2 separate regions of the Mus musculus genome follow, and region 1 is linked to region 2. A link is a loop called in an ENCODE intact Hi-C map of the cell type or tissue named here. Cell type or tissue: heart. All regions are shown on one strand. Each heading gives the region's core, and the rest is flanking DNA. Links, peaks and the distances in the headings are about the cores only. Region 1 holds the start of Npdc1 (neural proliferation, differentiation and control 1). Region 2 overlaps Tor4a (torsin family 4, member A).

The links. Hi-C counts contacts between places; a loop is a spot of excess contacts. Peaks named below come from ENCODE experiments on the same cell type or tissue, not always from the same donor. Only the 100,000 strongest peaks of a DNase experiment are listed, where the experiment ranks them.
Region 1: a loop joins it to region 2, with 6 times the contacts of the local background. A loop is called at or near these places in 1 of 42 quality-filtered maps.

The regions. Positions count from the first base shown.
Region 1 is chr2:25,398,783-25,404,146 of GRCm38, reverse strand. Entpd2 (ectonucleoside triphosphate diphosphohydrolase 2) reads right to left here. Exons shown (of 9, transcript NM_009849.2): 6 at 4,611-4,865; 7 at 4,411-4,530; 8 at 3,449-3,583; 9 at 2,824-3,377. The coding sequence ends at 3,174. Npdc1 (neural proliferation, differentiation and control 1) reads right to left here and starts at 1,097. Exons shown (of 9, transcript NM_008721.4): 1 at 782-1,097. The coding sequence starts at 893. In heart, for the core only: CTCF peaks have their summits at 1,550 (motif pointing right) and 3,175; DNase peaks (open chromatin) are centred at 1,016, 1,656, 3,196 and 3,746; H3K4me3 peaks cover 1,990 bases; H3K27ac peaks cover 284 bases; H3K27me3 peaks cover 4,887 bases.
Region 2 is chr2:25,191,178-25,196,491 of GRCm38, reverse strand. Tor4a (torsin family 4, member A) reads left to right here. Exons shown (of 2, transcript NM_146115.4): 2 at 567-3,772. The coding sequence starts at 603. The coding sequence ends at 1,883. Among named protein-coding and RNA genes, the nearest start is that of Tor4a, 3.0 kb to the left of the region's middle. In heart, for the core only: a CTCF peak has its summit at 2,950 (motif pointing left); DNase peaks (open chromatin) are centred at 501, 1,691, 1,911, 2,911 and 1 weaker place; H3K4me3 peaks cover 1,324 bases; H3K27ac peaks cover 2,004 bases; H3K27me3 peaks cover 1,754 bases.

The sequences.
Region 1 (5,364 bases), core at 106-5,105, 210 kb before region 2:
GAGCCAGGCAGTAGTGGTGAATGCCTTTAATCCCAGCACTTGGGAGGCAGAGGCAGGCATTGAGGCCAGCCTGGTCTACAGAGTGAGATCAGGACAGCCAGGCTATACAGAGAAACCATCTCGAAAAAAAAGAGAAAATGTTCTCCCAGTCAGGGAGTCACACTCTTCTAAACAGTCACTACACAGACCTCAGACCAGAGGACAGTGGTGCATGTCCTTCAGGGCAGGGGATGGGGCAGCTTGACCCCACTAAGTTGGAACAAGACCCTAGACCTGGAACCCTTAAGACCTTCCATGGGAACCCCTCTACACACACACACACACACACACACACACACACACACACACACACACACACGAACGAACGACAGGGCTGACATGCAAGGCCCACAGACCCCAAGAACAACCCTGCCAACGGGAAGCCCCAGAGACACACAAACAAAGACACAGGATCCCACTTATGGGCCACCAGAAACCAGATGGCTGCAGACCCAAAGACACACACCAGACTGATTCAGGGACCCAGAGACAAAGACCCAAAGCGCGTGAAATCTACATTCGCCTCCAAGGACCTGAGAGAAGATTCATCTAGCATGGCCTTCAACGGGCCTGACCTGTTTACCCAATCCATGCCCAGCGGACCGGGCCTGCCTGGCCTGTGGGCCTGGGTAAGGCCGGGGCGGTGGCAGGGAAAACCAGGGCGGCGCCGGGGGCAGGATTCTCCGCCCCGCAATCCCAGCCCCGGAGCACCCAACAGCCTGCGCCCAGAGCGCTCGCTCACCCGGGCGGCGGGCGGTGGCACCATTCAGGGCCGCTCCCAGGATGAGGCCGGAGAGCAGCAGCCGTAGCAGCCGCAGGTGCCGCGGGGAAGGCGGAGGGACGGGCGTCGCCATGCTTCAGCGCCGCTACCCGGGCAGCATGGCACCCCACGGCCCCGGGCTCGGTACCCACTCCGGGAACTGCGACTGGAGAAGCCGGGAAGCGAGAGGGGCGGAGGAGGAAGAGGAAAAGAGGAGGCGGTGGCGCTGACGTTGCGGCAATGGATCCGGGATGGGATGGAGGCGCGGCGGCCAGAGAAAAGTGTCGGGAGTGCGCCTGCGCGCTCCACCTGCGGGGGCGGGACATCTCCTCTAGTCTGAGCCCCCTCCCTCTGCATCCTGTTGGGGGGTCCCCTTTTGTCAGGCGTCTGAGTGCTTCGGGCCCTCTAGCCTCTACAGCAGAATGCCTCCTCATTCATTACCCAAGAATCTGACTTGGAATTGACTAACGGTGGGCGTCCCAGGATGCACGCCTTCTTCTTAGTGGTCCGACTGCCAAACCCTCACCACTCACCCTGTTAGAATGGAGGACCTTAGACTAGGGGAACACCAGGGACAAATCCTGGCTATGTAGACTAGGCTGACTGTTGCAGGTTTGCAAAATGTATCCCACAAAGGATAAAGAGGTGTATAGAGATATACAGGTGTACTCAGAGACGTGCCCGGGCTTTCTAAAACCAGGAAGAAAAGCATACAAGAGGCTCACAAGATCAAGCCAGACTCGCTCCCGAATGGTACCACCAGGGGGCGAGAGTAACTTGACGTAGTTGACAGTTGTCTGGGAGCTGTCCAAGGTGGTCATGATCCCAGGTAATGGCTTTCAGCTCCCTTGAGTCACACAACATGGAACATGCATGGTGCCTGGTGATCACCATTCATGTGCAGTCCCCTTTGAGCACACTCCACCCCCGCCAGAGACCTCCCCCTGGTTGAGTCATGAAGGCAATGTTGAAGATCAGTGTGGTGGTTCCTGCCTTTAATCCCATCTCTCAAGATGCTGAGACCAGCCTAGTCTACATATCGAGTTCCAGGACAGTCATGAATATATAATGAGACCCTATCTTAAGAATGAAAAACAGGCCTGGACGATGGTGGTGCACTCGGAGGCAGAAGCAAGCAGATCTCTGTAAGTTCAAGGCCAGCCAGGTCTACAAAGTAAGTTCCAGGACAACAGCCAAGGTTACACAGAGACCCTTGTCACATGCAAAAAACACAAACACCACACACAGAGAAAAGAACAAGGTTGAGTTCCTCAGCCCTCCACTTCTTCCCGTCCTTCAGGCTCACAAACTTAAAGAGGAGGCTGTCAGTGCAGGTTTATACATTTATCAAATGATTCTCTCTCTCTCTCTCTCTCTCTCTCTCTCTCTCTCTCTCTCTCTCTCTGTGCGCGCGCGTGCGTGCGCGCATGCGCTCACTAGCGGCTACCATCCCAACCCAGCCCTCAAGAGGCATTGACTGAACAGAAATAGTCTGAGCTAATTTTCCATAAAAGAAGCAAGGGAGAAGTCCACGCTTTTTTTTTTTCCCGAGACAGGGTTCCTCTGTATAGCACTGGCTGTCCTGGAACTCACTTTGTAGACCAGGCTGGCCTCGAACTCAGAAATCTGCCTGCCTCTGCCTCCCGAGTGCTGGGATTAAAGGTGTGTGCCACCACGCCCAGCGGGGCCACGCTTTTCCACCTACAGAAACTTAGGCTGTGGGATGCAAGTGCCTCTGATCTTTAGGTCTACTGATACTTCAAGTATAAGTTGGGGGGGGGGAGGACTTGGAGTGCAGCCTCAATTCCTACGGATGTCATCAAGGGTTCTCTGAGTCAGAGAAAACTCAGACTCAGGGACAACCCCAGACCAGTGTAGGTAGGAGTGCCTCCATTACCTCGGATCTGGTACAGAAAGGGAGGAAGCAAGAAAAGTACTGACTTGGAACCAGGTTTTATCCGAATAGCCAACACAGCTGGCAGGAGAAACGAGCAACAAATGATGCCCCACCCTATGGACACTTCACTGCTCTAGGAAAAAATCTTTTATTACAAATTTTTTTACAAGTAGGCATGGAGCTGACTCCTAGCCTGTAGTCTCTGGTGCTTGCCTTTCTAAAGGCCCAGACAGAAAGTACCCAGGGCCCTGAAGATCAATCAGAACAGAGGCTCCACTCGGAATGGACCTCACCCTGAGTCGCAGGCTAAGAGACCTGACATCCCAGGAAGAGAGCGGAGGATTAATTGAGAACACTCAGGGCTGCCCATGTAGACTTTCTGTGAGTGTAGATAAGGACCGTCCAGGCTGCTTCAGGGTCAGAGATGCCCTCGGGAAGAGAGATAGCCGGGAGTTGGGAGAAGCTCCCAGCGCACCCCTAGAGGGCGCCTGGGGACTTGGCAGAGCGCACCTGGCGCAAGAGCAGGACCAAAGCCGCCAAGATCAGGACTGTGAAGAGCAGCAGGAGAGCAACCCAGGAGCTGAAGTGGGTGCCCTTACGTAGTCCCGGGAGGTCAGCGGGAATCAGGTTGGTCAAATTCAGCATGTAGCCCAGCGCCCAGCCGACAGCCGTGTCTGCCGCCTAAGAGAGGGCGTGGCATCAGCCTCAAAGAGACCGCACGAGGAATCCTCCTGACCCCGCCATTTACCCACCTTCTTTTCGAAGACCACTCCACGGAAAGAGCGCTCGTCGAAGCGATAACCGCGGCTCAATAGCTGATGTATGAACATGGCTACAGCGCAGTAGTCAGGCAGGCGGGTCTGCTGTCCGGGTACTCGGGCCTGAAGCTAAGAACAGAATGAGACACCGTTAGTTTCAACACCACGAGAAGCTATGGCCCCCAGGGTACAGCATCCCCCTCCCACTACAGCTCAGGCCAAGAAAGGCAGGAAATACACAGAAAGACCTAGTTCAAAACGCCCTTCCCAGGCAGACACTCCTCTGGGATAAACCTCGTGACTGCTGGAAGGCCTGTGTTCTCCCCTCCCAACAGCTGGATGAGGAGGACAGCAAGGGTGGCCACCAGAAAATAGAGGATAGGAGCATTCTTGCATCATAATTAAAGGAACAGGCGTCCAGGTTTAAGTGTTGCTCTCTGACCAACTGGCCCCACTTTTTTGAGACCTTCCTGGGTGACTTAGATTAGAGGGACTTATTTCTCTAGGAGACATGGTGGCCACCTCACACTCCAGCTATCAGGGCCTCTCTATTCTTTCTGGGACTACTGTTCAGTCCGTGTCCAGGCCCGATTTTCAATTTCTCCAGGAATACCCCAAGCCCTGCTGAGTCTCTCCTGTGTCTTCCTCTCCCACTAGTGGGACACTCGTTCCCATGCTTTGTCCTAGACACCTGCCTTTCTGTCCCTTTCTGCTTTGAGGTCCTGTTGTCACAGAGACTTTGCAATTCCTGTTCTACGTGTTCCATACCTTGATTGTAGGATCAAACTCTGAGGAGACCACTGAAGATTTAGCTTACTCAGCCCCAAGCTCCCCACTTAAGCTGACTACTTCTTAAGGTAGTCAGCAATCTGAAATGACTGAGTCTCTCTATGGCGAGATAAATTGAAGGGGAAAGTGTCTTACCCAGATGTGGAGAATATGGGGACAGGCCTCACCTCAGCCCAGGTCTGGTTGCAGGTGGTCTCTGTGGCATCCTCCAGCTGCTTCAGGGTTCCCACAGGCAGCCCCATCACTGTCTTCAGGAAGTCTACAGTATAGTAGAAAGCAGAAAAGGCCTGTGGGAGAAGAGTGTGCAGTCACCCTGTCACCACATGCTTAGGGTCTCCCGTCCCCACATCCATCCACCCGGACTCACTATGAAGTTCCCAGCCACGGGAGGCTGGAAAACCCCATTGAAGGAGCATTGGGAAAAGGGACAGGAGGAGATATTGAAGAGCCCAGAGACGAGGTCACGACAGAGGGCAGCGTTGCTGGTCCCTGACAGGCTGACAGTGGCACTGCTGTTGAAGGTCTGGGGACGCTGACCCATAGTGCATGGAGACTGGTAGACTTCCCGGAGCAGCACTTGGGTGGAGTAGCCCTTTGGCCAGCAGGGGTGGAAGCGATGGATCTGGGGAGTTAGTGAGAGTACAGATAGAGTTCCCCACTCTAGCCACTGCCTTCCACCCCACCACAGGGAGGCAGCCTGATGAACTGTTCGTAAGTCCAACTTGGGCAACATCATTTTTGTGTTTGTGAGCAACCATGGCAACCATTACCTGATGGACAAACAGCAAACCTTTTGGCCAGGTATTCAAGGTTCTGAGATAACTCCCTGGCTCTCCTAATTCTCGGCCCCCATTCCTAGCTCTTTATACCACCAAGTTCCTCTCTGCCTGTCCTCAAGCTGAGGCACACCTAGCTGAAGAAGCTAGATGTTGTTTGAGGCTAAAGGCAGACATCATCATGGAGACAGGAACCCACTGTGGGCCTCACTGCTATGTGTATAGCCATGGGTAAAGGAGGCCACTCTTAAGGTTCCTGGGCTCAGTATGAGTTGCTTTTTGGCCCTGCCCTGTTGCCTTTTGTCCCTTCTCCCTCCCTTCCTCCAGAAGGCACCAGTATGGTGT
Region 2 (5,314 bases), core at 315-5,314:
TGGGAGGATGGTGAGGGACCCCAGATTTGGGCTTGGATGGGAGCTAAGGGTGGGAGTGGGTTGGAAGGCCTAGGTTGTGACTAGGGACAGTGCTAGAATCCATTCTCAAAACCATGAAAGTTTGTCTGCATATTCCACCAACTGTCCTAAGTATGGGGAGAGTCTCAACTCTTAGGGGTACTGAGTCCTCTGGAACAAGGTGCCTACTTGGGACCTGTAAAGCCTTTGACAGTCTGATAGGTGCTGGGTGTGTTTGTGCAGGGTCCAATTTGACCATTCTATAACCCTAATCAGTGACAACGAGCCTTCTGTTTATTCCTCTAAGAGGGAGGTCAACAGTATGATAAATTATACACCTCGCCCCACCCCCGCACTTCCTCACAGCCTAGGCCTTTTCGGAGAGGACCCAAGAGATTTGCATGCGTTGGGGCCCTCCTGCTGAGAGCCGGGCTTCCTGGTTAGTGGAACTAGCGAGGCGGGGCCAGTATTTGGCCGGAAAGTACCTTAAGGAACCCCAAGAGGGTAAGATCGGGGACTCACGAAGTCTTCCCATTTTTCTATTGCAGGGAGGGGAACTACATGCCCAGCATAGGTCCTGAACCATGGACCGCAGCCATCCTAGCCTAGAGCCCCAGGCCAAGGGACCATGTGTGATAGCGCCAGTGCGCGCCGTGCTCCGTCTGCGCCGCCGAGTCTGCGTCCTGCGCAAGAGGCGCCTCTTGCAGCCAGGCACTGAGCCGGACTCTGGGACAGGGACACTTGGGCCCACCGGCAGCTTGGGCACTCTACGTGCCGACCTAGACCAACCTAAATTCTTCACCTTCGACAGCCTGACAGAGCTGACTTCTAGGACACCCCGCAAGAGGCGCAGGCGTAGTCGGGTAGTTCTCTACCCAGAAACCTCACGGAAGTGCCGACCCCGCACAGAGCGGCAGAGTCGTGCACAGCGTTGTCTGCTGCTTCTTGTAGCCATTGTGGGGTTCCAGGTTCTCAACGCCATTGAGAATCTAGACGATAATGCACAACGTTACGACCTCGACGGGCTGGAGAAGGCGCTGCAGCGTTCTGTGTTTGGACAGCCAGCTGCTGTGGGCCGCATCATGGCCCTGCTGCGAGACTACCTGGCTACACATGTGCACAGTCATCCCTTGCTCCTGGCACTGCACGGGCCCAGTGGTGTAGGCAAGAGTCACGTGGGGCGTCTGTTGGCGCGCCACTTTCGCGCAGTGCTGGAAGATGGTGCTTTGGTTCTGCAGTACCATGCACGATATCACTGTCCAGAGCCACGCCCGGTTCAGGACTGCCGGAAGGAGCTGGCACAGCGAGTGGCAGATGTGGTGGCACAGGCTGAGGCCGAGGAGAAGACCCCTCTCTTGGTCCTGGATGAGGCTGAACTCTTGCCACCTGCGCTGCTAGATGAGCTCCACGACCTCCTGCAGCCACAGCGTTCGCACCATTTCCACAATGCTATCTATGTACTCCTAAGTGGCGCTGGTGGTATAGAGATCACACACTTTGTGCTGCAAAATGCGTCACGGATGTTGCCCCCACTCCGCCATAGCGCAGGCAGTACTCAGACTGAGGAATCTCCAGCCCAGGAGTTACTCACCAGTCTTCGAGAGCTCCTGGCCCGAGAACACCCTCTGTGGCACACTGCAGCCATCGTGCCCTTCCTGCTACTGGACAAGCCGGATGTGGTCAACTGCTTCAGAGAGGAGATGGCAGGGGAGGGCTTTTTTCCTGAGCAGGCACTGGCAGAACATCTGGCAGAGCAGCTCAGCTACTACCATGTTGCTGGACATGAATTTGCCATCACCGGCTGCAAGCAGGTAGTAGCTAAGGTCAACCTCTTACAGCACAAGCCTGCACATGCTGGACACTAGCCAGTGGGCCCAGGCAATCGGAACTGTTGAAGAAAACAGGAAGGATGTCAGGTGACTTGTCCCCAAGCTGGTTCACCCCAGGAGCTAGGGAGGCTGATGCAGTGGCTTAGCTCTGAGCTCCACGTCCGTCCTCTTCACCCCTGAGCCTTGAGATTCCCTAAGGTCACCAGGAAAGTAGCTACCTTCCCATATGGAGTCTTCCCCATACCCCCAGCTCCCACTATGTCCATCATATCCCAGAGACATGTGATAGGGCTTCCCATAACCCTAGGAAGTAGCCAGGGTTATGGTAGATTATCTCAGAGGGTGTGAGGCTGCGGTAGGATTCTGGTCCTCTGGAACATGTGGCAGCCTCCATGCCTCTCACAAACTCCCAACCACCCCTTGAATGCCTCCTTAGCTTAGAGGCCACGAGGTGGGGACAGCTTCTCTGTCTGTGCACGTCTCTAGGCCTGCCTCAGAAGGAAGTTAGATGTCTGCAAGCCAGTGAGTAGATCATGGAATTCTTCAGATGCTCTGGGGCATGAACCTAAGAGGAGACCCACCCTCGTGAGACTGGCTGCCTGTTTGCCCCAGAGACAGACATGTAGAATGGCGTTGGAATCAGCTACAAGGTTCAGGGTCCTGCTCACCAGAAGAGACCCGAGAGGAGAGACCTCTACCTCCAGGGAGATGATGTGTCTTCACCACCCTGGGGAGACCTGGGAAACCACCAAGCTCAGGTTTCCCAAGAAAGGCTCACTGGACTCCAGTCTGTCCTACTGCTGAGGAACTCACTGGCCCCTTCCCTTCCCTGGCTCTGGAGTGACAGCGGTTGAGTCCATAGCAAACTGGGAGCCTTGGAAGTGAACCCTGCTTTGAGGCTGACTCGATGTAGGAAGCAGGAAACAAGCATGAGGCCCAGTGGGGTGGGGTCAGTCTGTGCTGTGTGGTTGCCACAGTTACACGTGGGTGAGGTTCCCTGTAGCCTTTGGCAGTCCTAGGTTCAACCTCTCCATTTGCTTGGAATTTGCAAGGCAGAAAGGAGGCTTCTTAGTACTCTGGCCGTGTCTGTGCTGCCATCTTGTGGCTGCACCCAGACTTTGCCTGTGAATGCTCATCAGTCTGGGTTAGAAAGCGGTGCCTCCCAAAGTGTGGCTTGAGGGCACACAGGAAGTGGTGACACTAGAAGCGATTAGAGAGGAGGAGCCCCTCAATGGGGGTGATATGTCCCTGCCCACGCTTGGGGGAGAACTGCTGCAAAACTACCCAGTCTTAGGTTTCCCTAGAGAGGATTGCTAGTAGGCTCCAGTGGAGGTCCCGTTTGCCGTGCGTGGTCTGAGGATCTGGTGCATGACCTGCTGAGTTTGGATGCTGTTCAGTTCTTGCAGGATTATGCCAAGAAGGCCCCTAGGGTTGTCACCTGAAAACCTACCTGGAAGTGTCCCCTACGCAGCCAAGTGTTGCTTGTAGTCATTCACTTACCATCTACAGAGCGACTAAGTGAGGGTACAAACCCGAGCAGCATCTCCTCTTTATTTATTTATAAAATCGTGCACTTCTAAAATAATTTCATGGAGGCTAATTTCAGGTCTAAAGAGGCCTGTACACTCAGCACTGAGCAGGTTGCATTGTGCCCATGAATAAACCGCAGCTCAAATCTACCCACCCACCTTCTTTTCTTTTCTGACTGTCTATGAATTGAGAAAGGGGTATTAAAACCTGTTAATGGCTGGGCTGGTGAGATGGCTCAGTGGGTAAGAGCACCGGACTGCTCTTCCGAAGGTCAGGAGTTCAAATCCCAGCAACCACATGGTGGCTCACAACCATCCGTAACGAGATCTGACTCCCTCTTCTGGAGTGTCTGAGGACAGCTACAGTGTACTTACAATAAATAAATAAATAAATCTTAAAAAAAAAAAAAAAAAAAACCTGTTAATGGTAAATTCACCAACATCTCTTTCTAACCATCTATTTAATAATTCCTGATTCTGGAGACAGGTGTGCACCTTTAGTCCCAACACTCAGAGGCAGAGGGAGTCAGGTCTCTGAGTTCAAGGCCAGCCTGGTCTACAGAGTGAGTTCCAAGGCAGCCAGGGCTACACACACACACACACACACACACACACACACACAACCCCCTGTCTCAAAATCCTTGAACCATCCCCTCCAAATTCATGTTTTCAGACAGGGTTTTATATTCATAGCCCAGGCTCATCTTGAACTTTTGAGCCTCTTAAATGCTAGAATTATACTTGTATACTATCATGCTAGCCAAATGGATTTTATAGGTTATGTTATTTGAGGAATTTTGGAGGGAAGTATAGCAGGTAGCTAAAATTCATAGCTCAGCCAGCAGAACTGAGCAGGAAGTGTGCAAATAACTATTATGTCTTTATTCTTTTTTCTTTTTCTTTTTCTTTTTTTTTCAAGACAGGATTTCTCTGTGTAGCCCTGGCTGTCCTGGAACTCACTTTGTAGAACAGGCTGGCCTCGAACTCAGAAATCTGCCTGTCTCTGCCTCCCGAGTGCTGGGATTAAAGGCGTTTGCCATCACGCCCAGCTATCTTTATTCTTTTGACAGACTTGCTATGAGATCCTAGGTGATCCAGAACTCAGGACTCTTAAGTTTTCTCTTTTTGTTTTGTTTTTGAGACAGGATTTTGCTAGATAGCCCAGGCTTGCCTTGAACTCCTTATAGCCTAGACTGGCTTCAGACTCTGAATTTTCACCAACCCTGCTGTGATTCACAAGCAGGAAGCTCTGGTGACACACCTTGATGAGGTCACACCTCCTAATCCTTCCCAAATAGTTATACCAACAAGGGACCAAGTATCCAAATGTATGAGTCTGAGAAGGCTGCTCCCACTCAAACTACCATCCATAGCCTCTACCAAAATAGATGTGGAGACAGAAGCTGGGAGAGGAAACCATTTTATTCAAGTCGAAGTTTGGGAAAGTGGAGTAAGAGTTCCATCACAGAGGAAAAAAAAAAAACTTCCATTTTCCAAAATGGAAATGTATCAAGGTGGTGGTGGGTGTGAAGGGTGAAAGATTCTGGCACTAGGCAAAATTCTTTGTCTTCAAAACATGTTTTTTGACCTCTTGACCTGCATGTAAATCTGGAGGGCAGGTTTCTGCCTGTTTTAAAGCTTTGGGCATCATCTCCTTTGTCTTTGGAAACACATTAATTTTAGAAGTACAAAAGGGACCGTTAAGGGAAAGCTAATAGACAGCATCCTGAGAGTCGGAAAGATCACCCAAACCTCAAGGGGTCCAAGGCATCCCATAATTATAAAACAGCGGCTTCTAGTCTGTGCCTTGCCTTGGGTTATTTCATTTTATGAAGCAGAATTTGACTCCATTTTGAGAGATACAGAGGGTGGCAGGACAATTCTGCACTTCTCTATGTTTGTCCATACCACCACCTGCCCTGCAGTACCCAGGAGGCA